Regions from separate parts of the Homo sapiens genome. Here region 1 is linked to region 2. A link is a loop called in an ENCODE intact Hi-C map of the cell type or tissue named here. Cell type or tissue: PC-3. All regions are shown on one strand. Links, peaks and the distances in the headings refer to the core of each region. The heading gives the core; the rest is flanking DNA.

What was found. Peaks named below come from ENCODE experiments on the same cell type or tissue, not always from the same donor. Only the 100,000 strongest peaks of a DNase experiment are listed, where the experiment ranks them.
Region 1: it touches region 2 in a loop (12-fold over the local background); 1 of 110 quality-filtered maps calls a loop at or near these places.

The regions. Positions count from the first base shown.
Region 1 is chr3:182,206,128-182,218,386 of GRCh38, reverse strand. No RefSeq gene overlaps it. Among named protein-coding and RNA genes, the nearest start is that of LINC01206, 260 kb to the right of the region's middle. RefSeq lists enhancers at 5,505-6,006, 4,910-6,109. In PC-3, for the core only: no CTCF peak of the experiment used is centred there; a DNase peak (open chromatin) is centred at 5,746; H3K4me3 peaks cover 254 bases; H3K27ac peaks cover 958 bases.
Region 2 is chr3:182,316,633-182,328,891 of GRCh38, reverse strand. No RefSeq gene overlaps it. Among named protein-coding and RNA genes, the nearest start is that of LINC01994, 160 kb to the left of the region's middle. RefSeq lists enhancers at 1,065-1,605, 1,606-2,147. In PC-3, for the core only: no CTCF peak of the experiment used is centred there; DNase peaks (open chromatin) are centred at 4,831 and 5,571; H3K4me3 peaks cover 429 bases; H3K27ac peaks cover 1,186 bases.

The DNA of each region.
Region 1 (12,259 bases), core at 4,378-6,877, 110 kb after region 2:
CTTGATGAGAGATTCTTAAGTGAAGTCTCCACCAGTCCCCTGAAACCATATTCAAAATCAAGTGTTGTTGCATTTTTTCGAGGTAAAACCTTTTAAGTTTCATCAGACTCTCAAAGGGCTCTGGAAGCCTGTACTGTTTAAGAATCACGGCACTAGTGAGCTGGAGAGATGAACTATGTTTGATTCATCTTTGTACGTTAGGGGCTAGGGCAGTGTCCAGCAGGGTGGGCACACAATATTGGTTAATATACAGTGAGTCTTCCTGAGTATTGAGATTATTTTGGCACTTTTATGCATCAAAGAGATGTAATTCATGATTCTGTGACCCTATTGTTTTGCGGTTATTTAACATTTTGGTCTACTTGATGGTGATACATGCACACACACACGCACACACACACTTTTTTCTTTCTAAATTATTAGATGGTCCCTAACACATTGGTAAGCTTAGACTAGCCCTAGGATCAAACTTGGTAAAATGATTGTTTGCAAATTGGAGTTTGCTACTACAGTTGTCCCTTTATACTCATGGTTTTGTATCCTCAGGTTCTGCATCTGCGGATCCTGCAGATAAAAATATTTTTTTAAATAAAAATAGGAATACAACATTAAAAACAGTATAACAACTATTTACATTTGCATTTATATTGTATAGATACTATAAGTAATCTAGAGATGATTTAAAGTGTGCAGAAGGTTGTACATAGGTGATATGCAAATACTACACCATTTCGTATGAGAGAGTTGAGCAACCTCAAATTTTGCTATGCACAGGGGATTTCTGAAACCAGTCCCAAACAGATATCAAAGGACAACTGAATTTCAATCAGAAATGTTTTTAGGTACTCCGTCTTCTCATTTGTCAATTTTAATTCAACCTGTTATTGCTTTGTTTTAAAAATTAGCTGGTGTTGTTTGCAGGCAAAATAAGTTCAGAAAATTTCATCCTCATTCATCAGAGTTTCTCCAGTATCTTTGTGTGAGAGTCAGTCCTCCAGGAAGCCTGTTAAACGTGGGGATTCCAGGGCCTCCTCCCCAGAGGGTCAAGATAACTAGTCTGGAATCTACATTTTTAACAAAGACGTCAATTGATTCTGAGAAGGGTACTCTATCAGTCTTTGAAAAACACTATTTTATATTGGCTCACTCTCTCCATTAGTATTCATTGAGGTTCAAATCTAAATTTAGGGAAAAAAATGGGCATGTATCACTTCTGAAACTTTCCTTTGAATCTTCATTTCCATGAGACAAAGAGAATGTGGAAAAATGCTTTAGGGGAGAAGGAACTAACCCTATTTTAGACTTGCTGTGTTTTGTTTTTCATTTTTAATATGTGGATGATTTCTAAAGCAATCAGTGAAAACCTAGGTAGCACTGGAAAAACTTTTCATGTTTGCTTTATCTTTGGTGCCAGAGCACATTAAATGTTAACACTGCGACTTGCAAGGACCCCCAGCTGGTGGATCCCTGAGGACAAGGACAGAAGTTCACCATGCACGGCCACTCTGCTTGTAAGTTTGTCTTCATGGAGCCACAGCCTCAGTATATTATGGCAATTTATTGAGCTCTGCCCGTTGTTACAGATAAATGTGTTGATAGGGCAGAACCTTTCTCCTCACATACCCTCCAGACAAGAAGGGACTATGCTTGATTTGGTTATGTTTATTTTAAGAACATTTATTGAGTCCTTGTATGAGATAACTACAGATAGCTGATTTTACATACATTTCATTTAATTCTCACAATAACTCTGCAAATTAGGGTTGTAGTTGTTAGATATGACATATATGGGGTATGATATACAGTAAATCATGATTGATATGGTTTGGCTCTGTGTCCCCACCCACATCTCATCTCAAGGGAGGAACCTGTAATCCCCACAGGTCGTGGGAGGGAGGTGATTGGATCATGGGAGTGGTTTCCCCCATACTGTTCTCATGCTAGCAAGTGAGTTCTTATGTGAGTGAAAAATCTGATGGTTTTGTAAGTGTTTGACAGTTTCTCCTTCACACACTCACACTCTCTCCTGCTGCCCTGTTAAGAAGGTGCCTGCTTCCCCTTCTGCCATGATTGTAAGTTTCCTGAGGCTTCCCCAGCCATGTGGGACTGTGAGTCAATTAAACCTCCTTTGTTTATAAATTACCCAGTCTCAGGTAGTATCTTTATGGCAGGTGAGAATGAACTAATACAATAATGATGATGGTGGTGGTGATGATTCCACATTCACCCCATGGACTCTGCAGTCCCCATGCTGTGCACAGCTGTCTCCTTCTTAGGCACCACACTGTAAAGTGCAAGATAAGCATCTTTTTTGATGCAATAGTAATAAAAACATGAACATTTTAAAGTAAAAAATGAATAAATATTATTCCTATTCCATAGAGAAGAAAGCTGAACTGAACAAGGTTAAGTGACTTGGCCAAAGTCACAGGCAGTAACTACAACAACTGGAATTTGAATGCTTGTCTAATGACTTCTGTCTAATGGCTTTTATAGTTGTGCAACAGGTGTGTGTTCCAGGCCTGTCATGGATGTTTTTCCATAGCTAGTCACCTTCCCTGCAAAACAGAGGGTGGTCCTCAAGGAGAGCAGGATGTCTTCTGGAGCAGAGTCTTCCAAAGAGCACAGGAGACCAGGGGCTCCTTGAGGGGAAGCAACTTTGCCTTATTCTTATTTGTGTCTTTCAGCATCTGGCACAATAAATGCTTGTCTCTTGATATTTGTCAAGATGGGTAAACAGACGCTCTTTATTGTCATATCATCTGTTTCCTTAAGTTTGGTATCTGAGTGACAGTAATAATGACTAACATTTATGGAGCTCTTGCCAGTTGCTTTACTGGTGGTACCTGTTATGGTCTGACTGTTTATGTCCTCCCCCAAATTCCCATGTCAATGCCCTAACTCCCAATGCAATGGTATAAAGAGGCAGGGCCTCTGGGAGGTAATAAGGTTTACATGATGCCCTCACGATGAGATTGGTGCCCTTATAAAATGAGACCAGAGCTCGCTCTCTCTCTCTCCTCTCTGTCCTGCCATGTGAGGATACAGCAGGAAGATGGCCATGTGCAAGCTAGGAAGAAGACAGAACTCACCAGGGACTGAAGTGGCCAGTACTTTGATCTTGGACTTCAAGCCTCCAGATCTGTGAGAAATAAATTTTTGTTGTTTAAGCAACCCAGTCTGTGGTGTTTTGTTGCAGCAGCCGAAGTGAACTAAGACAATACCCTATGAGCTAATACCATTTTAGCAGTGAAGAAACTGAGGCTCAGGGAGCTTAGCAACTTTCTCAAAGTTTCTGTGTGCTAAGCTGTTTCCCTGCCCCTTTCTGTCTGAGGGGAAATTGAAATATAAAGCAACAACCTGTTGCAGAAATATTTGAGTAAACAAACTTCAGAAAGAGTGTTAGAACCCAAACTAGCTTTCAAGTAGAAAAATCAAGGTATTCCTGGGTGCTGTTAGTGTGAAAATACAGGAAATGTCATTGGACCCATAGGTGGGAATTATGGGCAGGTCTCATAGAACAGGCACCTAGAAGGTAGTCGGTAATCAAGAAAACATTTCTTTCCACGAGGCTGCACGATCCCCCTCATCTCTGTGTGTCTCTCATCCTTTATCGGCCTGCTTCCCTCTTCACCTGATTCCTCTGCTTGTTCTTTTGGGGTGCAGCCCTACAAGGAACACCAACCTACATTCTGCTTGTCTCCACTGATCTGCTCTGTCTTTGAGTATTTCCAGTTCTAGAAATTGGTAGAAAGCCAGCTCATATGAGTGAGACCGCATGTACCACAGGCGGCTGGCCAGCTACTTCTCTGGTTCCTTGTCAAAACTGTTGCATACATGTAGCTCAATCTATGATCATCTCTGCACAAACAAACAAACAAACAAACAAACAAAACCCAGCCCTGCACCCTTTCTGTGAATGGGAAGCAATGTACAGAACATATTAAGCCAAGAGGTAGGTAAGGCAGAAAATTGAAAGATGATATCTGTTATTGATTTGGTATGAGTTAAAGGTACATGGTTCTGTTTTAGATATTTTATAATAATAAAAATGAAAAAAGAGAAAGGAATTGCCCCACAATTACGTTTTCAAAATATGTTTATTTTTTCCCCTAATTTTTCTTGAGGTTATTTAGATATTTCTTGACAAATCTTCATGGTAACATATGTGAAAGCAGACATGTTTATTTTCTTTGATTTGGTGGAATGAATTATCAAAATTCTGGTTTTTAACATTGTTAAAACTTCTGAGTAAAAAATTTCTAACAAATGAAGTGTTAATACCAAAAAAAGAGTGTTAGCTATGAGTGGTATGTAAATAAGTTGTCAAATATCATCAATAATAATTCTGATCACCATTTTCTTGGGTTTATTATAATAAGACAAATGTTGCTCCCAAAGAAACTGCTGATTCTGGGGCAGGGACAAGAGCTCACCAAGAAATCCAGCTACCAAAATATTTTGCCTGGTCACCCGGCCACAGGGGCTGATGGCCAAATCACAGACTTGAAACCTAATGGCTGTGAGTGCACATCAACGTGTTCATCTGTCTGGTATTATTATGTAGTTTTTGGAAAGCCGTGATCTCTACGTCAGATTGTTTTTTGCAAAATAAGAAATAATACTGGGGTCTTGCCTCAAAAAAAGCAGTGAAGATCAGCTCATAGAAATGTTTGAAATCTAGGTAGTACTGCAGATTTGTGGACGCTAGAGAATGACTGTAAGAAGTGATCTTAGGCGGGAAAAGCCCACTGTTAGGTCTTGGCTCATGCTCCGCGTTGCCAATTCCCAGCCTTGCAATTTTGGACAGGTTATTTAATCTGTAAGTGTGCTTCCATTTCATCACATATAAAACAGAAATATGAAAACCTGCCTTTGAGCATTTTCATGGGGATTAAATGAGATAAGTTCTGTCTGGCACATACCAATGCACAAATAAGCTTAGCAAATGTTTTTGTTTTTTAACTAGATGAAGATAAGTCTCTCCAGTGGTATATTTTTCTTTAGGAAAAAAATATCAGTACATGCTTTTAACATAAACCTGAATCTAACTTCTATATAATAATGGACAAGATAAGACTCCAGAAATATTTTAGAATTTTCTTAGATGAGCTCTCAATCTGTGTTAAAACAGGTAAAACCTTTTACTATAGACTGAGAAGGAAGAGAAAGGAAAAAAAATGGCCTATTTAAACAATGAGGAATATATATATATATATTTGTCAGTATCTTAAAGAGGCTTTTCTTATACAAACAGGAGTATTTGCTGGTCAGTGCCCAGATTTTTTTTTCTTTTGATGTACATTAAAAAAATTAAAAGAAATATTCTTAGAAAGACATCTGTGCCTGGGGTGACTCACATTTGATCAATCCCTGTGAACTGAGCTTTTCAGGGGATGTGCAATTATTTGCTCAGTTAGGCTTAAACTTTTTATTTATCTAATCACCCCTCTGTAATGCTTTGATCTGAACTTCCAAGGCCTATTTTTCAACCACTTTAGCTACATATTTTAAGTCTTATAGTCTAATCAACCCTAGCCCATAAAACATGCAATGTCCTGTTTAATGCCTCCTATTAGGAAATCAGCTGCCACATGGATTTTGTAATCTCCCACTTTGTGACTGGGTGAGCTGTTTGGAAGTGTCATTAATGTCATTATTCCAGGAGAGCGAGAGAGAGCCAGCAGCCAAGTGCATCCCCTGTATCCCAGCTGGCTTCTCCTTGCTAACGTTTGCCGAGTGACTCAGAGGTGAATCATCGGTTTCTGCAGGTGTAAGCTTGGGAGTCCTGGAAGTCTTCCACATCCCAGTGGGGGCAAATGTTTACCTCATTAATTCATGGGATTACTCAGTAGTTCCAGCCAACTTAATTTGACTGTATAATAGTTAAAAATATGTGTGTGTATGTGTGTGTGTGTGTGTGCATATTTACTTATAGCCCAGGAGTGTGCTACAGCTTAGAAATTTAAAGGTAAAACCTGTCATTGAATAATTAGAAAATGTTGTGTTTATTTGAAACATTTAGAAAAAAAAATTCTATGTATGTCATTTTACTGTAACATATACACTTGGTAATGATATTTCTCACTTTTCTCTCTGTGCTTGGATATATGTGAGGGACTGAGGTCCATAACAGTTGGTGAATTAGCCCACTCTAATTCCTTTCCCAGCCTTGGGGCTTATTTAGTTGAATGTTGTCAGAAACCTTAGCCTTCAGAGACTTTTTTCTTTTCAAAGGACACTCAATTTTTGGTTGTAAAAACAAAAAAGTAAATATAAATATATTTCTTCACTTTATTCATCTCTGAACAAATCTTGCTTTTACATCTTAGTAGTGCCTAATGAAGATAACAACCATCAACTAAATTAGTAAGATTTAAGAATATAAAAATATAGTTACAGCGCCAATTTGCTGAAAATTAATGGTCATTAATCAAGACCTATGATGCAATAGCTAATAATTGATTTCCTCCTATGTTCTAGCACAATGTAAAATGCTTTACAAATACTAATTTATTTAATTATTAGAACACCCTACAACATTGGTACTCTTATTGTCTGCATTTTACAGATGAGAAACTCCAGGCAGAGAGAGGTTAGCCAGCTTGCCTAAGGTCACACACAGATAATACATGATGAAGCCGGCATTTAAATCCAGACAGTCTGACCTTAGAACCTGAATTATAAAACACTATGTTATTATGGTCTAATGACAAATTTTTAAAAAACACAGAAGAATCTATGCATGTAAATGAATCCAGTCCATCTTAAAGTAGCCACCTATGTATGCTCTATACTTATTTCAAATTTTGCTGTGGCTTAACACTTCCAGAACTCTCTCTTTTCTTTCATTTCTAAAAAAATTCTTGTGGAAACTATGCCTTGTTGGTCTAAATATCACCAGTAAAAGCTTCACTCTTTGAAGTTGAATTTGATTTTGGAAATAGTTGAAAGTGATTCAAAACTCAGGTTGGTGAAGAGAGGAGGAATCAAGTTTGGTAAGATCACTATAAGTTAAACTGTCTCTAAATATAATTTTCAAGCAGGGATTCTAGAATTCCAAAAATATTTTGTGTAATGGTAGCATCATTAAAATAAATGGAAAGCCTGCAAAGGTCATTCTGAAGAGCGTTAGAAAGACAGAGAACAGTAGCATAGAAGTTTCTGCTACAGTGATTCATCCTCTAAACATATGAAACCATCCTATTAGGTCACAATTCAATAGATGCTATTTGACTACCTGACCTGTTAGAAGCCCCTTTCAATTCTTCTGTATCCAAATTTATATAGGGGACATTATCGGTCAAGACCCTGGTGAGAGAGTGACACAAAATGGGTAATTGAGGAGAGTTAAATAAAGAAACAGTTTACAGGGTTATAAGCAGGATTTGTGGAAACCAATAACAGAAAGTGCAAATCCCTGGATAGGCAGCATGGAGGCACCATCATGCCCCTCAGCCTGAAGGGGCGCAAGGAGAGGAGCAGGGGCAAGAACCAGGGAGGGCTGCTGCTGTGAACAGGGCTGCATGCAAGGGCCTGCATTGGGGGAGGCAGCCAGCCCATGTCAACCAAACGTAGGGGGGAGTCAGCTCAGAGCAAATACCCCATCTCACTCTCCTCCTGCCCTCTGAACTCCTGCTACTGCCCCACAGACCAAACCCAACCAGAACACACAGCAAAGAGCCAGCCTGTTGTCACATGCCACAGAGATTACCTTTTGGGAGCACACAGTGGGGTCAAGCCTGCCTTCTCTCTGGTTCTCACCTTTCCTAGAGGAGAGGAACTGACGCATGGTAAAGACATTTCATATACAAATTTCAGTTACCCAACTGGCCTAGGAAAGGGAGGAGAGGAAGAATCTGACATTTATTGACAGTTTTTACATTTAGTGAGTACTTACTATGTACCCAATGTGCCAGGTGTTTTACTTATGTTAAAAATGAAGATGCATTATGTGAAGAGAATTTCACTTTACTTCTGTGGTTTCCCTCCCCTCACAATTACATTCTAATTATGAGAAAACATCAGATAAACCTTATCTCTATTGAGGGGCATTCAATAAAATATCTGAGCAGTATTCCTCAAAACTGTTAAGGTCTTCAAAAATAAAGAATTCCGAGAAACTATCACAACCAATGGGAGCCTCAGGAGACATGACCAACAAATATAATATGGTATCCCTGATGGGATCCTGGAAAAGAAAACAGACATTCGGTAAAAACTATGGAAATCTGGGCCGGGCGTGGTGGCTTACACCTGTAATCCCAGCACTTTGGGGGGCCGAGGCAGGTGGATCACCTGAGGTTTGGGAGTTCGAGGCCAGCCTGACCAACATGGAGAAACCCCGTCTCTACTAAAAATACAAAATTAGCCTGGCGTGGTGGTGCATGCCTGTAATCCCAGCTACTCGGGAGGCTGGAGCAGAAGAATCACTTGAACCGGGGAGGTGGGGGTTGTGGTGAGCCGAGATCACACCATTGCACTCTAGCCTGGGCAACAAGAGCGAACTCCATCTCAAAAAGAAAAACAAAAAAACAAAACAAAACAAAAACTATGGAAATCTGAGTAAAGTGTGGGCTTTAGTTAATAACAATGTATCAGTATTGGTTGATTAATTGTGACAACTGTATGTACTAATGTAAGATGTTAATAATGGTGTGGGGTGTATGGAAACTCTCTTATCTTTGCAATATTTCTGTAAATCTAGAACTATTCTAAAATAAAAATTTTATTTAGAAAATAAAAGTCTAGTGCTTCACTTTTCTTGGAGAATAAGAATAAAGCAAAGGAGGAAGAGAAAGAGGAGGAGAAAAGCACTCTTCGGTCATGCTTTCTTCACAGCCATTGCTCTGCCATAACACCCAGCCAGCATTGTGCTGGTCAGGAGTTCCCACCACTGCTTCACTGGGCACTTATGCAAATGACTTAAACATTCTCACCTTATGATGTGAGGTGTTAAGTTGGATTATTAAACTAAATTTTCTGAGATCTAAGGCATCAAACAATCATCATTTAATATGAAGGACACCATTAATAGCTCTTTTACAAAATCAACTCCTACTCCTTTAAAAACAACAACAGGCCAGGTGCAGTGGCTCACGTCTGTACCCAGCATTTTGGGAGGCCAAGACAGCCAGATCATTTGAGGTCAGGAGTTCGAGAGCAGTCTGGCCAACATAGTGAAACCCCATCTCTACTAAAAATACAAAAATTAGCTGGATGTGGTGGCACACGCCTGTAGTCCCAGCTACTGGGGAGGCTGAGGCAGGAGAATTGCTTGAACCTGGGAGGGGAGGTTACAGTGAGCCGAGATCACACTACCGCACTCCAGCCTGGGTGACAAAGCGAGACTCTGTCTCAAAAATGACAACAACAACAACAACAACAAAATATGCCTAGTAAAAACAAAATAAGGGCACTTAAGTACTTTAGCAAGAAAAATTAACATTATTCGGATTTAACAATAGAAATAATAAATTCTACTCCCAAAGCCAGTTTTTACCTCAAAAATTTATCAGAAGGATGTTGTTTTATAAACAAGCTGTCTTCTAGTGATGTCAACCACTCTTATCTCTAACATGTATATGAAAATGTGTGTGCATCAATATATACAATATCACGAATCACTGACAGTACTATCTATGGGAGGTGTGAATATAGGATATCAGAGCCACCTATTGCTGTGTAGGCTGCTGGTCCACCATCATAGCCCCAGAGATCCCATGACGGGGCCTTACATTTTTATTTCAGTTTGTGTTGAGCCTAGGTCTTTCCTAGGGCCATGAGAGACGTGGAGGGTTCCAAGGCTGAGGGAGCGCCTCGTGACCCACCATGTGTGCCTGCCTGCACAGAGCAAAGTCCCTGACATGAACAGGCTTCTCTGGTAATGCCTGCCCAGCCCCTCCTAGCTCAGCTTATTTCCAGTATGGAATTTCTCCCCTCTTATTAGCATCCTCCCAAACTTGCCACTCTGCTCCATCTCCTGGCATCCATGTGTGTGTCCTATGGAGGCCACAAGCAGGGAAAGCGTAGCACTGGCCATGAGCCTTAGTTTGTTCCATTACAGGAAAGCCTCCTTCTTTTTCTGAGGAGTGAAAGGGAGTAAAAGAGTGAAGAGGAGTAATGGGTGGAGTGGAAAGTGTGAGGACTTTGCAGCCTGCAGAACTGGGTGTGGATTCTGCTTCTGTCCACAGCTTCTGTGTATCTTTAGGTATGTCCCTTAATGTCTGCTTTCTCATCTTAGAAAGAAGGATGTGAACCAGAGATAACGTCTGTAAAGTGCCTGGCACATGATGAGAGTTCGGGGGATGGCAGCTAGCACTGGCAGCTAAAGACACAGCTTCTTCCAGTATGAGGCCATGAGTACTATTATTTCTCTTTCTACAACTCTGACCACTCATTTGCCATAGATTAAGTAATAGCAGTTCTCAGTTAGGTACTTAGCATTTTATTTTCCTCTGGCTTCTTTCCCTTAATAGACTGGATCTGAGGATACTTTGAATGCCATGCAATTGTCTAGAAGAGATGCACATGGGGTGTGCCAGGTAATATTTATTTAATAAATGAATCAACCTCTAGAAGGCAATCCCACAGCACATGTACCTATGAATGCAGAAGTGTATATGTGTATGTGGGCATGCACATAGACTTAGATCTGTACTACTGTGCACACACACATCTGTGCTCAACAAACACATTGTTATGAAAAGCAATATAAGCATATTCATGACTCGGTTGGCGGGAGCTACAAGTCCTATGGATTTCAAATGGTTCTTTGCGCAACTTTAAATTAATTCTTTAAATGCGTGAATGAATGAAGACTGAATTGGTATGATTGTGCTAGAGAGCCTCTGAAATTGAATATTAAAGCTTCTACGAAACAGTGCCAAAGAACAGCTACATATATCCGTGAACAAATTTCCAACAATAAGTGGGCTTTTGAAGTTTTTAGGAAAACATTGTTTCCAGTGCTTACTTCAAACATAAAAGTGAAGATGTGCCAGATTCTGAAGTACTCTTCCTACTTCCATTCATGGAAATTCAATTCTGTCAAGATAATACTATTCTAATTGCTCACCAAAAATAATGGCCACATCATATTTATTATTAGTCCTTTTGAATTCTAAAGAATCCATTCTGAAACGTTAGGTTCATATTACTTTTCCCAGCATAGACCTGATCAGCATTTTTCTTCTTCAGTTTTAGAATGTTTTCTCTGGGTGTGACAAGTGTGTACACGTGAAGTATGCCTCCAACCAACCCCATATGTCCAGAAGCTTTAATACAAGAAGTGTAACATGAAAAGGCATGAATATAGAACTATGTGGTTAAAAAACAAAAACAAAACACTAGCTTTGCACCAAAACCTGGCTTTACATTTACAAACTGTGTAACCTTGGGAAAGCTACTTAACATCTGTCTTTGTTTCTTGTTGGTAAGCTGTGGGGGGAAGAAATTCACCTCACATGGGGTCTCTGAGCATTTTAAATGAGATGACTAACAGAAAATGTCTGGTGCGTAGTTGGAACAGAAGAACAACTAGTTACGAAAATGGATAATTAAGGACCCCAAAACAAGTGTATTAGGAAAGAGCCTTTCTTTCTTTGGAGGAATCTAAAACCATCTGCCATAGGTGTTGTGTCAAGGGTAACAGCTGCAGTGACCATTAACCTCCACAGTGTCCCTGTGTCCTGTAAGTCACCCAGGGATGAAAAGTCTGTTGGTGTCATCCATGACCACCTATCACTATGTAGAAACATGGTCTGCTCACGAGGAGCCCCCACTAAACATGGCATTTGCCAGGTTTCGACAAGCCAGAATTCCTGCATCAGTGGTGCCCTTGGTAGGGACTACAGACACAGCTACACTCTTACTGTCACAATAATAATTGTCATGGCACATCGGTTGCCTTCCATTATCTGGGTTTATCTAGGGCTCTTCCTGGGACAGAACAAGTCTTCACTAAAGATTTGTTGATGGAAAGAGAAAATGAAAGAATGAATAGATGTATCACAGTCTTGGTCTTCTCTTTGTGTAATTCTCCATGCTTAGTACTTCACCTATCCCTCCTGCTTTATTCAAATTATCAGTCCAGCATTTACTCATCTCTTGACAATAGTCACCTCCTCCGGGAAGCCTTCCCTACAATATCACACCCCCATCCCCAGCCCACAGAGTTCACTGTTTGCCTTTCCTTCAGAGCTCAGAGTATGGTGTTTGGATAATGCTTTTGCACTTGAGCTATCCCATGTTTTTATTT
Region 2 (12,259 bases), core at 3,850-6,349:
ATTACTTGCAAATTCGGGAAACCAATTGGATTGCAAGGAGCCTCTGGACTAAAATCATGTCCTGATGCTAGGAAAATAGACTGGCTTCAGAAACACATGACCACTTCCTATGGCTCATCCATTTCTGTTTTAAAACACAACCTTGGAATACATACATTTATTCCTTGAAAAACTTTTTCACATTGCTTGGGTATAACCTGAACATCGAGTGGCCATAGGCATCCTCAACTCACACAAACTGAACAGTATGACACCGTTCATGCTATGGTAAGCCCCGGTTTTGAAAAACCGGAGAAATATTAGTTAGTAACCTGCTCTAAAAAGTTTCACATATAGCACTGTATAAATAAAACTTTTAATACTATATTATGTGGGAAATAAGAACAACATCAATAATGTCCTCTAAGCTCCTTGAAGGTGGAGAGTGTCTTATGCATGTTTATTTCCCCAGCACCTGTCTCATGCAAGGGGATATTTGAATATTGAAAAGAATAGTTAATGTTTGTATCAGTGATATTTGAATTGAAATGTTTCTTGACTTAGTTGAGCACTTTCTCGAGTATTTTACTAACTTTTTTCAAGTCAATATTTTCATGCTGATTATCTCACTCAATCTTTAAAAAATAAATTCTATGACTTATTTTGGAAACCAGGAGTAATTTTTCAACTGAGATTTGATAGTAAATTAAAAGACCATCTTCCCTTTAAGACCAGTGATCTCTCTTAAGTTCCAACTATTAAATATTCTTAGAAAGCCTGTGCCTTGGAATGAGACAAATTGCTGCTTTCTAGCGATATGAGTTGAACAAGTTACTTAACCAGTCCAAGCCTCAGTTTTCTTGTCTGTAAAATGACTTTGTTGTTGGTCGATTGTGTTTTTGTCTTAGTCAAGATTAGATATAATGTATACACAGCCTCTAGAGCAATTTCCAGCATGTAGTGGGGGGGCGGAGGGATATTATTATTGTCATTTTTCTGAAGCTATTTTTCCCCACTGGTAAGATATGACATTTTCTATTGAAAAATAAAAATCTGCTGCTTGTCACTTTATGAAACCTAGACAAGTTTTCACCTCCCATTTTGGCTTAGCTTAAGAAGTAGGATTCAGAATTATCCCACGAAATTAAAAATGTTTACCCCGCCCCCACCTCACCCAAGGGCAATCACCGGAGGGTTCCTGAGCATCCACTCAGCCTGACCTACAGGAGAAATAAAAGTTGAGAACAGGGTCTCCATGCAGAGCTAAATGATTCATGTGCAAACGCCCTCTCTGATTCATAACAAGGGAGCAAATCATCCTGTCATTCCCAGAAGCCTGCAGAGCCAGCCTCATTTGGCTGAGACTGTGGGGGCTTCCAGTTTCCAGGCATAGAGTTTGGCTGCAGTCTGAATGCTTGGTGATGACCAAATTGGTGGGGAATATAGCTGAGCAGCAGGGCTGACGACTCTCTGAGGTACTGTGGGTAATTAGAGATTCATTACAATCCCATAGTTTGTATCATGGCTCGGTGTCAACACAGGGTCACTGCACATGGCAAACTTATGAAGCTGTGTCTAGAAGGATGACGCCAGCCCGGAGAGGCTGGGAGAGGGAAGCGGACAGGGATGAGGAGCAGGGGGGCTGGGACGCAGATACACAGCCAGGGACTGGAGACAGCCCGGATGTGGGGCAGTGGGCCCCGCGGGCTCTGGGGAAGGGAGCAAAACACAGGCAGCTGAACTAGCTTCCCCACCGCCATTCCTGCCATCTCCAATTAACCTTCCAAGCCAAGGGTTCCCAGAGATTGGCATGTCATGGGCCAGTCCAATTTCAAAAAATAATTGGGGCCTGACATAGGGTAGCCAACTTCTTATTTTGCAGAGTAAGGACATTGAAAGCAAACAAAACAGTTGCCATCCACTATCACCATCATTTCAGAAGAGAAAGGGGATTTTTACACTAAATAAGGTAGGAAGGACATAATCTCAGGATAAATGACAGTCATGTAAATTTAATTAATTTAGCTCACCAAGTTATGGTTATTTTTCTCATTACCATGAAGACTTATGAAAACTCTCTTGCAGACTGGCTTTAGGTTTTCCCTCCAGATTTTCCACAGTGGCAAGACTCAGAGCACAGTTTTGTGGAGAATATTCATAAGGAGAAAAAGGACACTGCACATCTTATGAACTTTATGAAGATTGCTTTACGAAGAACTTTATGAAGAAAGATAGCTTCTGCCTCTTCTTTATATACTCTTTTCATTCCCCAGTTGAAAAGAAAAGAAAAAAGAAAGAGAAAAAAAAGGAAGGAAAGGAAAAGCTTATCTATCAAATCATTTCATTAGCATGACATTCAAACTGTTCTAATGAATTTAAATGGGATTTTTGATTTTATGTTTCTTCCAGGTGACATAGCAATGATAACATATCTGTAAAATTCTTTTTTTTTTTTTTTTTTTGAGACAGAGTCTTGCTCTGTTGTCCAGGTTGGAGTGCAGTGGCGCGATCTCGGCTCACTGCAAGCTCCGCCTCCCGGGTTCACGCCATTCTCCCTCAGTAGTATTCTCCCTCCCGAGTAGCTGTGACTGCAGGTGCCTGCCACCACACCTGGCTAATTTTTTGTATTTTTAGTAGAGACGGGGTTTCACCGTGTTAGCCAGGATGGTCTTGATCTCCCGACCTCATGATCTGCCTGCCTCAGCCTCCCAAAGTGCTGGAATTACAGGTATGAGCCACCGCGCCTGGCACATACCTGTAAAATTCTTTTATTTGCAAAGGACTTTCACATTTATGACCTTCTCTGATTCACCAAACAAACCCAGTAGATAGTATTATACTATATTACCCATTGTACGGATGAGGAAACTGAGGGTATGATTTGCCCAAATTCAAACATTCAGTAAATTGTGGAGCTAGGATTCAAACTCATCTTTCCTGGCTCCATAGTCTATACTCTTTCATTACAACATGAATTAAGGGAAAAGAGAGGTACTCTGATATAATTTTGCCATGATCAATCTTTTTATTCTCTGGAACAAGATCTTCACATTTTGGAAAAATCTTATAAAGAATCAAAAGTGAAACCTGGATGGCCCTGAAACCAAAAGCTCTGTTTTTCAGTCCCAAGGCACTCTAATTATGGAGCATGAGTCATCTCCACCCTGATACACTTAAAGCCATATTTCATTAGTTCAAGTGGACCACCCTGCAGGGTGGGGTTACACAAAAGAGGAAAACAGAAGCGTTCAGTTAATGAAACAGAAAAAATGACAGTACCTCACTTATAGCTGACTTTGTGTTAGTATTTTTAGATGTTTTTTTAAAGAACGCTTTTGCATATCTTTTTGTTACGTCAAATTAACAAATTTCACTTGATGCGAATTTGTCACATTCAGAACTGGAAGAAGTGGTGAGTCGGGAGGCTTTGCGGCAAGGAGAATACCGCCTGGGTGAGGAACAGGTGGTATGTGCCCTTCTGTGTGTGACCAGCCCGGCTGCAGGTGGCTTCTGCACTTGCAAAGGCTGAAGGAGCACAAGTAAGGATGTCTCTCACAGGACCTTCAGGCCCTCCCTAGGCATGTGGATGGCTCCTCTCTGTCGTAGTCCTCCTCTAGCTGGAGTCTAAGTGCTTGCTGAATTTCGGGCCTGCCTCAGCTTTATTTCCCTTTCAACACTAATGCACAGCAATATCCAGAACTAACAGGAAAAGGAGGAATTCATTTCTCAGGGAAATATGGGCCTTGAGCTTAGAGGTTAAAATCAGGGATTCTCATATCTGCATTTCTTTAGAACTGTGAAGGGCTTTGTGTTTTGCTTTTTCAGAATGCGTAGACCAGACTTCTAGGTAGGTAGAAACTAACAGCTTCTTAAATTCTAAAATTATTTGAAAAGGAAAATAATTATATAAATTAGAGCTTTATATACTAATCTGTAAGTTTGTCTCATTTGCCTGATTAATGGAACCAAGATATGATCCCAATTAGCTCCCAACTTCAAGATTAGAAAAGATCCTCCATAAACATTCAAATAAGTTTTGTATCTAAGTTAATAGAATCGGACCAGTGTTAATTTTCTGGTTTCGACTTTCTACTATGGTTGTGCACAATATCATTGGTGGAAGCTGGGTGATGGTTATATGGAATCCATACTGTTTTCACATCTTCTTTGTAGTTCTTAAATTACTTCAAAACCAAAGGGTTTTCTTGTTTAAACTCTTCATGTAGCTTTCTCCTGATAAGCTAAGAGGTCCCCTGAAAGTAAAAAACATTAGTGCATAGGTGATGTATCACATGTCCCTATCCTCAGAATGCTGAGGGGCTTTGTGGTCTAGGTAGTTCAAAACAATAATCTAAAAAACTTATTTGCTTCATACTTACCATACATTTCATGAATAACTAATTATTTTTCTCATGTATTAGCAGGCCAAATGGCCTTCACTTTGAACTTATGAAAGGCACCTTTCTATTTAAGGAAATTCTATAAAAGAAGCTTTGGCGAATTGATAATAATGACCATCCACTGTGGAAGACAGCTGGCCTATGAACTTCATACACATTATCTTTTTTAATTGTCACAATAATCCTGCAAGGTAGTTATTATTGTCCTCCTTTTGCAGTTAAGAGAACTGGAGACACAAAAAAGCTAAGTGAATTATGCAAAGCCACCCAGCTAGAAGTGACTTTCTTCAGAGGAAGTTCTTGGAATTCCTGTGCCACCATAAGAGTTACTCACCTGCTGGATTTTTATGAGAAGGTATGTACTTCCTAATTTATTCAGATAATTTTTGGCGTATATCCTGCTTTGCTGTGCATGTTTATTCTACTATAAATTTATTCATTCAATCATTCATTGATTGACTAACTCATTCAACAAATATTTATGGAATGCCTCATGTGTACCAGACACTGTGAACTGCAACATTGAATGAAACAGAATTATGTCCCCTCCCTCAAGAAGGTCAACAAGTAAATACATAAATATTTTTAAAAAGCAATAAGCCAGTTGCAGAAAAATGAAGAGGATGAGGGAGAATGGAGGATTAAGTGGAAGTGAGGTGTGGAATAAGGGCGCTATTTAAGGTAAGGGGTCCAGGGATGGCTTTTCTGAGGAGACAACATTTGGGCCGAGACCTGATGAAGCGAGGAGAAATGCCACAGTGGGGAAGAGGGCAGCAAGTGTGCAGGCCTTCAAAGGAGAAGCAGGAGATGCCCAGTGGGTTTGGAGTTCTGTGAGGGAGGTGTGTGGTAGGAGGTAGATGAGAGAGGTAGCCAGGGGCTAGATCACTGCAGGGTTTTGTAGCCTGTGGTGAGAATTTAGGTTTTATTTTAATTGTGATGGGAAGCCACTGGAAAAAAAGACCGGGTCCAATTTACACTTGAAAAGAATCACTCTGGCTGCTGCCTGGGGAACCATGTATAAGGGGGCCAGGGTGGCAGCAAGGATACCACTGGGGGCCAGGACAAGGGATGTGGTGGCTTAGATGAGGGTAAGAGTTTTCTTCTAACCCTGACCTAAGATCTATGACTTCCTGACAATAAATTCTAATATTGAATGCCTTTAGGCTTAACAATGTAGGGATCCCAACCTGCCAAAGCTGTGGGCACAGAACAAATAACACATTTTGCATTCTGAGTGTCTCTGGGAAAGGAAGAAAAAATGACAGGCAGAAGGGAACAAAGGGTGTGTATGGGTTTTGCCATTGTCTCTAAAAGTGGATAATGTGGATTCAATTGCCCTCCTCCTTTCAACTTTCATAGTGCTTAATTCTGCCCCACTAATTTTTACATAATCACATGTGGCCTTTCTGTGCAACTTCCCTTTAAGGAAATGCATCTTTTTCTTTCCAAAAATACTAGCAGTTCCTAAAGGGCAGACACTGTGTTGATATGGTGCTTGTATTAAATGACTAGAATTTTACAGTAAGATAGTTGATGTTAAAATGTATACTTTTAAAATGATTAATATTTAGGTAATTGAATAAATGCAATTAAATTGGCCAGTTATTTAGTAAAGTTGAGGGTTAGAAAATATCTTGGCCTTGTTGGATGTCTCCTGGCTCTCTAATGCATCCTTTCTGAGGACGTTCAATGGACCACTGTTCCACAGGATGTTAATAGGTGTTATTTGAAAACAGGCTTTTGTGGTCAGATAGTTTAGGGAGTCTTAGTGAAATAAAATTACATAGGTTTTTTCACTGTAGGACTTCTCAGTGGCTTTACTATGCTAATGTCTATTGTAAATGTGCAAGAAGTGACATAATTTGTAATCTGTCCCTAAAATCTCTGACCGTGAAACTTCTTTCTCATTGAACTTTTTTAGAGAGCACCTCCTGAAACTAGAGTTATGAAAACACATACTTTGCAAAAGATTTCAGTGGAAATCATGGTAGGTAACGAAGTGGGCAAACTTTTCTTCTGATTCTGTTATAAATAAAAACCAAGGCCTATACCAAGGAAGAATAATTAGCAAAGGCTTGAATGGTCTTTTTCAAACTGATCATCAGAAAGACAATAATTAAATACAATTTTTTATCCTGATTTAGCAAAATGCTGACTCAGCTTATCATCTGGTGTGAAGGATAGAATTCACTTGGTTCGGGCAGGGCGTGGTGGCCCACGCCTGTAATCCCAGCACTTTGGGAGGCTGAGGCGGGTGGATCACGAGGTCAGGAGATCGAGACCATCTTGGCTAATATGGTGAAACCCCGTCTCTACTAAAAATACAAAAAATTAGCTGGGCATGGTGGCGGGTGCCTGTAGTCCCAGCTACTCTGGAGGCTGAGGTAGGAGAATGGCATGAACCTGGGAGGCAGAGGTTGCAGTGAGCTGAGATTGTGCCACTGAACTCCAGCCTGGGCCACAAAGCGAGACTCCAACTCAAAAAAAAAAAAAAAAAATTCACTCGGTTCAAAGTTTTATATCAGAATCTATTGTTAACTGGTCAATTAATTTGTTGGAGATGTAGCAAAGGGATTGATTCATTTACCAAATTCTTTTTCATCTATGAAATTTAACGTCTATGATGGATACAATCCTTCCTAGAAGGTAAAAACCTATACCAGTTTGTTGTTGGAAATGATTTCTGCCAATTCACAGTTGTGGTCACTATAGCACTTTATTTTTCACAATTTCAGTTGGACTTGGAAATATCTAACCCACTCCAGTTTTGCTTGCCTTTCATGATCATGTGACCAGGAAGCAGCAGTAAGCAGACTACTCTTAAGATGGAGCTGTGGTGATTTAGGCATGGGGGCTCTTGAAATTAATCCATGAGTATCATTCTGGGCAAAGTGAAACATCCAAGCCTATAGCAGTTATGAGTTATGATGTGTGGTTAAAAAGCCAAAAGCAACGGAAACAGCATTTAGAGACTAATTCGGTGCTAAACAGGAGGATATTGACCATGTTATAACAGAAAGAGCTGTGTGTTATAACCTAGTGGTTATAACTGAGACAACATGGAAGTTATAACTGGAAGAAAGATGGGCACCTTTCTTCCATTAGCATTTGTCAGAACCTGGTTGAGAATGACAAATGAATAACAGGTATACTTTAAAAGACTATATACTGAAAGAACTCAGGAAATCATATGAAAGAGGGCATTACACCTCAAGGAGCTAGAAGGCAATGTACTTTATGCTACAATGAATCTTCTATGCCAGATACAGATCTCCCCCCCAATTCAGCTCTTCAACTAAGAGATAAGATCTTAAGAATTGTGGCTCAGTGTTTGGCCTTTATTCAGCTAATTTTAATGTATATTATTAGGGAATATTAACTGAGCATAATTGGTGTTTACACTTGGAGCTTATAATCTCTCGTAATATGTTAGCAATATAATATGATTATTTTTTTTCTTTTGGTATAAGCTGCTTTATGGATCTCAGGCAATGAAAACTTATGTGTGGCAAGCAAAGTGCTCTCTCAAGAAGGAACTAGTTGATACCTGCTCCATTTTGGTTGGAGAAACCAAGGTGCCAAGAGGCAGAGGCCATGGAAGCTCTTCCTAAGACAGATTCCTGGCTTTGTGATCTTGGGTCTAATTCATTATGTTGAATTACAATACATTGGTTTTGTCATCATTTTGCAAGACCTGTTGTATCAATAGCAATACCTCCTCTGATATGCCTTTCTGAGTTCCCACTCTGGGGAAATCCAACATTCTTAGTGTAGTACCTAAGACCTTCTGCCTACCACTTCAGCCTGGGCTTCTTTTGGCTACTCCAATATGTCTTGCCTCACCTCTTGCTCCCAACTTTGGGTTTTCATATACACTATTAACTTGATGATAAAAAATATCCAACTCTCCATTCCCTACTTCCTCTTTGTGCCTCTCTTCCTTTCCTCCAGGCCTTCCTTGGCGGCCTTCACTGACACCCCTTACACCCCCTCAATTTTTCTTTCCATTCCTCAACTACCTGATGCACATGCTAACATACATGCACACTCACACATGCACAGACACATGAATAAGTACTTCTGCCAGCAAGACATTATTGTTTATCCTCCCCATCAACCCCACAGCTCCTTAAAGTGGATGCCACAACTATCTTCTTCATTGTTGCATGCCTTGTACCTATCACAGCACTAGGAAAATAATTGCTCAATTAAGTAATAAATGACCTCTCAGCTGGAACTCTATAAGCCAGAAGAGATTAGGGGCCTATACTCAATAGTCTTAAAGAAATAAACTTTCAACCAAGAATTTCATATCCAGCCAAACTTAGCTTCCTAAGTGAAGAACAAATAAGATGCTTTTCAGATAAGCAAATGTTGAGGGAGTTTGTTACCACCAGACGTGCCTTACAAGAGATCTTGAAAGGAGCACTAAAGATAGAAAAAAAAAGGACCACTACCAGCTACTACAAAAACACATTTAAACACACAGGACCAGTGTCGCTATAAAGCAAACACACAAACAAACCAACATAATAACCAGCTAACAACACAGTGACAGGATCAAATACACTCATATCAATATTCACCTTGAACGTAAATGGGCTAAATGCCCCATTTAAAAGACACAGAGTGACAAGCTGGATAAAAAAGCAAGGCCCAATGGTATGCTGTCTTCAAGAGACCCATCTCACACATAATGACACACATAGGCTCAAAATAACAGAACGCAGGAGAATCTACCAAGCAAATGGAATACAGAAAAAAAGCAAGGGTTGTAATCCTAATTTCAGACAAAACACTTCAAAGCAACAAAGATCAAAAAAGATAAAGAAAGACATTATATAACGGTGAAGGGTTCAATTCAACTAGAAGACCTAACTATACTAAATATATATGCACCCAACACAGGAGCACCCAGATTCATAAAAATGTTCTTAGAGAACTTCAAAGAGACTTTGACTCCCACACAATAATAGTGGGAGAATTGAACACCCCACTGACAATATTAGACAGATTATCAAGACAGAAAATTAACCTATTCAGGATCTGAACATAGCACTGGATCAAAGGGACCTGTAGATATCTACAGAACTCTCCATCCAAAAACAACAGAATATAAATTCTTCTCATCACCACATGTCACATACTGTAAAATTCGATCACATAATTGGAAGTAAAACATTCCTCGGCAAATGTAAAATAACTGAAATCATAACAAAAAATCTCTTGGACCAGAGCACAATCAAATTAGAAATCGAGAATAAGAAATTCACTTAAAACCATACAATTACATGGAAATTGAATAACCAGCTTCTGAATGAATTTGGGGTATATAATGAAATTAGGCAGAAATAAAAAAGTTTTTTGAAACTAATGAAAACAAAGATACAAGATACCAGAATCTCTGGGACACAGCTAAGGTAGTGTTAAGAGGGAAATTCATAGTACTAAATGCCCACATAAAAAAGTTAGAAAGATCTCAAATTAACAACCTAATGTCATAACTAACAAAACTAAAAAACAAGAGCAAACATATCCCAAAACTAGCAGAAGACAAGAAATAACCAAAATCAGAGCTGAACTGAAGGAGATAGAGACATCAAAAAACCGTTCAAAATATCAATGAATCCAGGAGGTGTTTTTTTTTGAAAAAAATTAATAAGACCACTAGATAGACTGATAAACAAGAAAAAAGAGAAGATTCAAATAAATACAATCAGAAATGACAAAGGGGATATTACCACTGACCCCACAGAGATATAAACAGCCATTAGAGAATAGTATGAACACCTCTGTGCACATAAACTAGAAATTACAGAATAAATGAATAAAGTCCTGGACACATACACCCTCCCAAGACTGAACCAGGAAGAAAAAAATCCCTGAACAGACTAATAACAAGTTCTGAAATCAAGGCAGTAATAAATAGCCTACCAACCAAGAAAATCCCAGAAGCCCAGGACTAGATGGATTCATAACTAAATTCTACCAGATGTACAAAGAAGAGCTGGTACCATTTTTATAGAAACTATGCCAAAAAATTGAGGAGGAGGGACTTCTCCCTAACTCATTCTATGATGGCCGTATCAACCTGATACCAAAACCTGGCAGAGACACACAAAAAGAAAACAGGCCAATATTTTTGATGAGCATCAATGTAAATAATCCTCAACAAAATACTGGTAAATTAAATCCAGCAGCACTTTGAAAAGCTTATCCACCACAATCAAGTGGGTTTTATCCCTGGGATGTAAGGTTGGTTCAACATACACAAATCAATAAATATGATTAATCACATAAACAGAACTAAAGACAAAAACCACATGATTATCTCAAGAGATGCAGAAAAGGCTTTCAATACAATTCAACACTTCTTCACATTAAAAACTCTCAATAAATTAGGTATTGAAGGATCATACCTCAAAATAATAAGATCCATCTATGAAAAACCCACAGCCAATATGATATTGAATGGGCAAAAGCTGGAAGCATTCCCCTTGAAAACAGGCACAAGACAAGGATTCCTTCTCTCACCACTCCCATTCAACATAGTACTGGAAGTCATGGCCAAGGCCATCAGGCAAGAGAAAGAATTTAAGGGCATCCAAATAGGAAGAGAGGAAGTCAAACTATGTCTATTTGCACACAACATGATTCTATATATAGAAAACCTCATAAACTCAGCCTGCAAGCTCCTTAAGCTGATAAACAACTTCAGCAAAGTCTCAGGATACAAAATCAATGTGCAGAAATCACAAGCATTGCTATACACCAATAACAAACAAGCAGAGAGCCAAATCAGAATGCAATCCCATTGACAAATGCCACAAGAAGAATGAAATACCTAGGAAAATGCCACAAGAAGAATAAAATACCTAGAAATACAGCTAACCATGGAGGTGAAAGATCTCTACAATGAGAACTACAAACCACTGCTCAAAGAAATCAGAGGTGACACTAACAAATGGAAAAACATTTCATGCTCATGGATAGGAAGAATCAATATCATTAAAATGGCCATACTGCCCAAAGCGATTTATAGATTCAATGCTATTCCTATTAAAGTACAATTGATATTCTTTAAAGAACTACAGAAAACTTTCTAAAAATTCATATGGAACCATAAAAGAGCTCAAATAGCCAAGGCAACCCTAAACAAAAAGAACAAAGCTGGAGGCATCATACTACCTGACTTCAAACTATACTACAAAGTTACAGTAACCAAAACAGCATGGTATTGGTACAAAAACAGGCACATAAACCAATGGAACAGAATAGAGAACCCAGAAATAAGACTGCACACCTACAGCTATCTGATCTTCGACACACCTGACAAAAACAAGCAATGGGAGAAGGATTCCCTATTTAATAAATGGTGCTGGGATAACTAACTAGCTATATGCAGAATATTAAATCTGGACCTCTTCCTTCTACCATGCACAAAAATTAACTCAAGATGGATTAAAGACTGAAATCTAAAACCCAAAACTATAAAAACCCTTGAAGACAACCTAGGCAATACCATTCTAGACATAGGAACAGGCAAAGATTTCATGATGAAGACCCAAAAAGCAATTGCAACAAAAGCAAAAATTGACAAATGAAATCTAATTAAATTTAACAGCTTCTGCTCAGCAAAGAAAACTATCAATAGAGTGAATAGACAACCTACAGAGTGGGAGAAAATTTTTGCAAACTATGCATCTGACAAAGGTCTAATATTCAGGATCTAGAAGGAATTTAAACAAATTTACAAGAAGAAAACCAAACAACCCCATTGAAAAGTGGGCAAAGGATATGAACAGACACTTCTCAAAAGAAGACACAAATGAAGCCAACAAGTACATGAAAAAAAGCTCAATGTCACTGATCACTAGAGA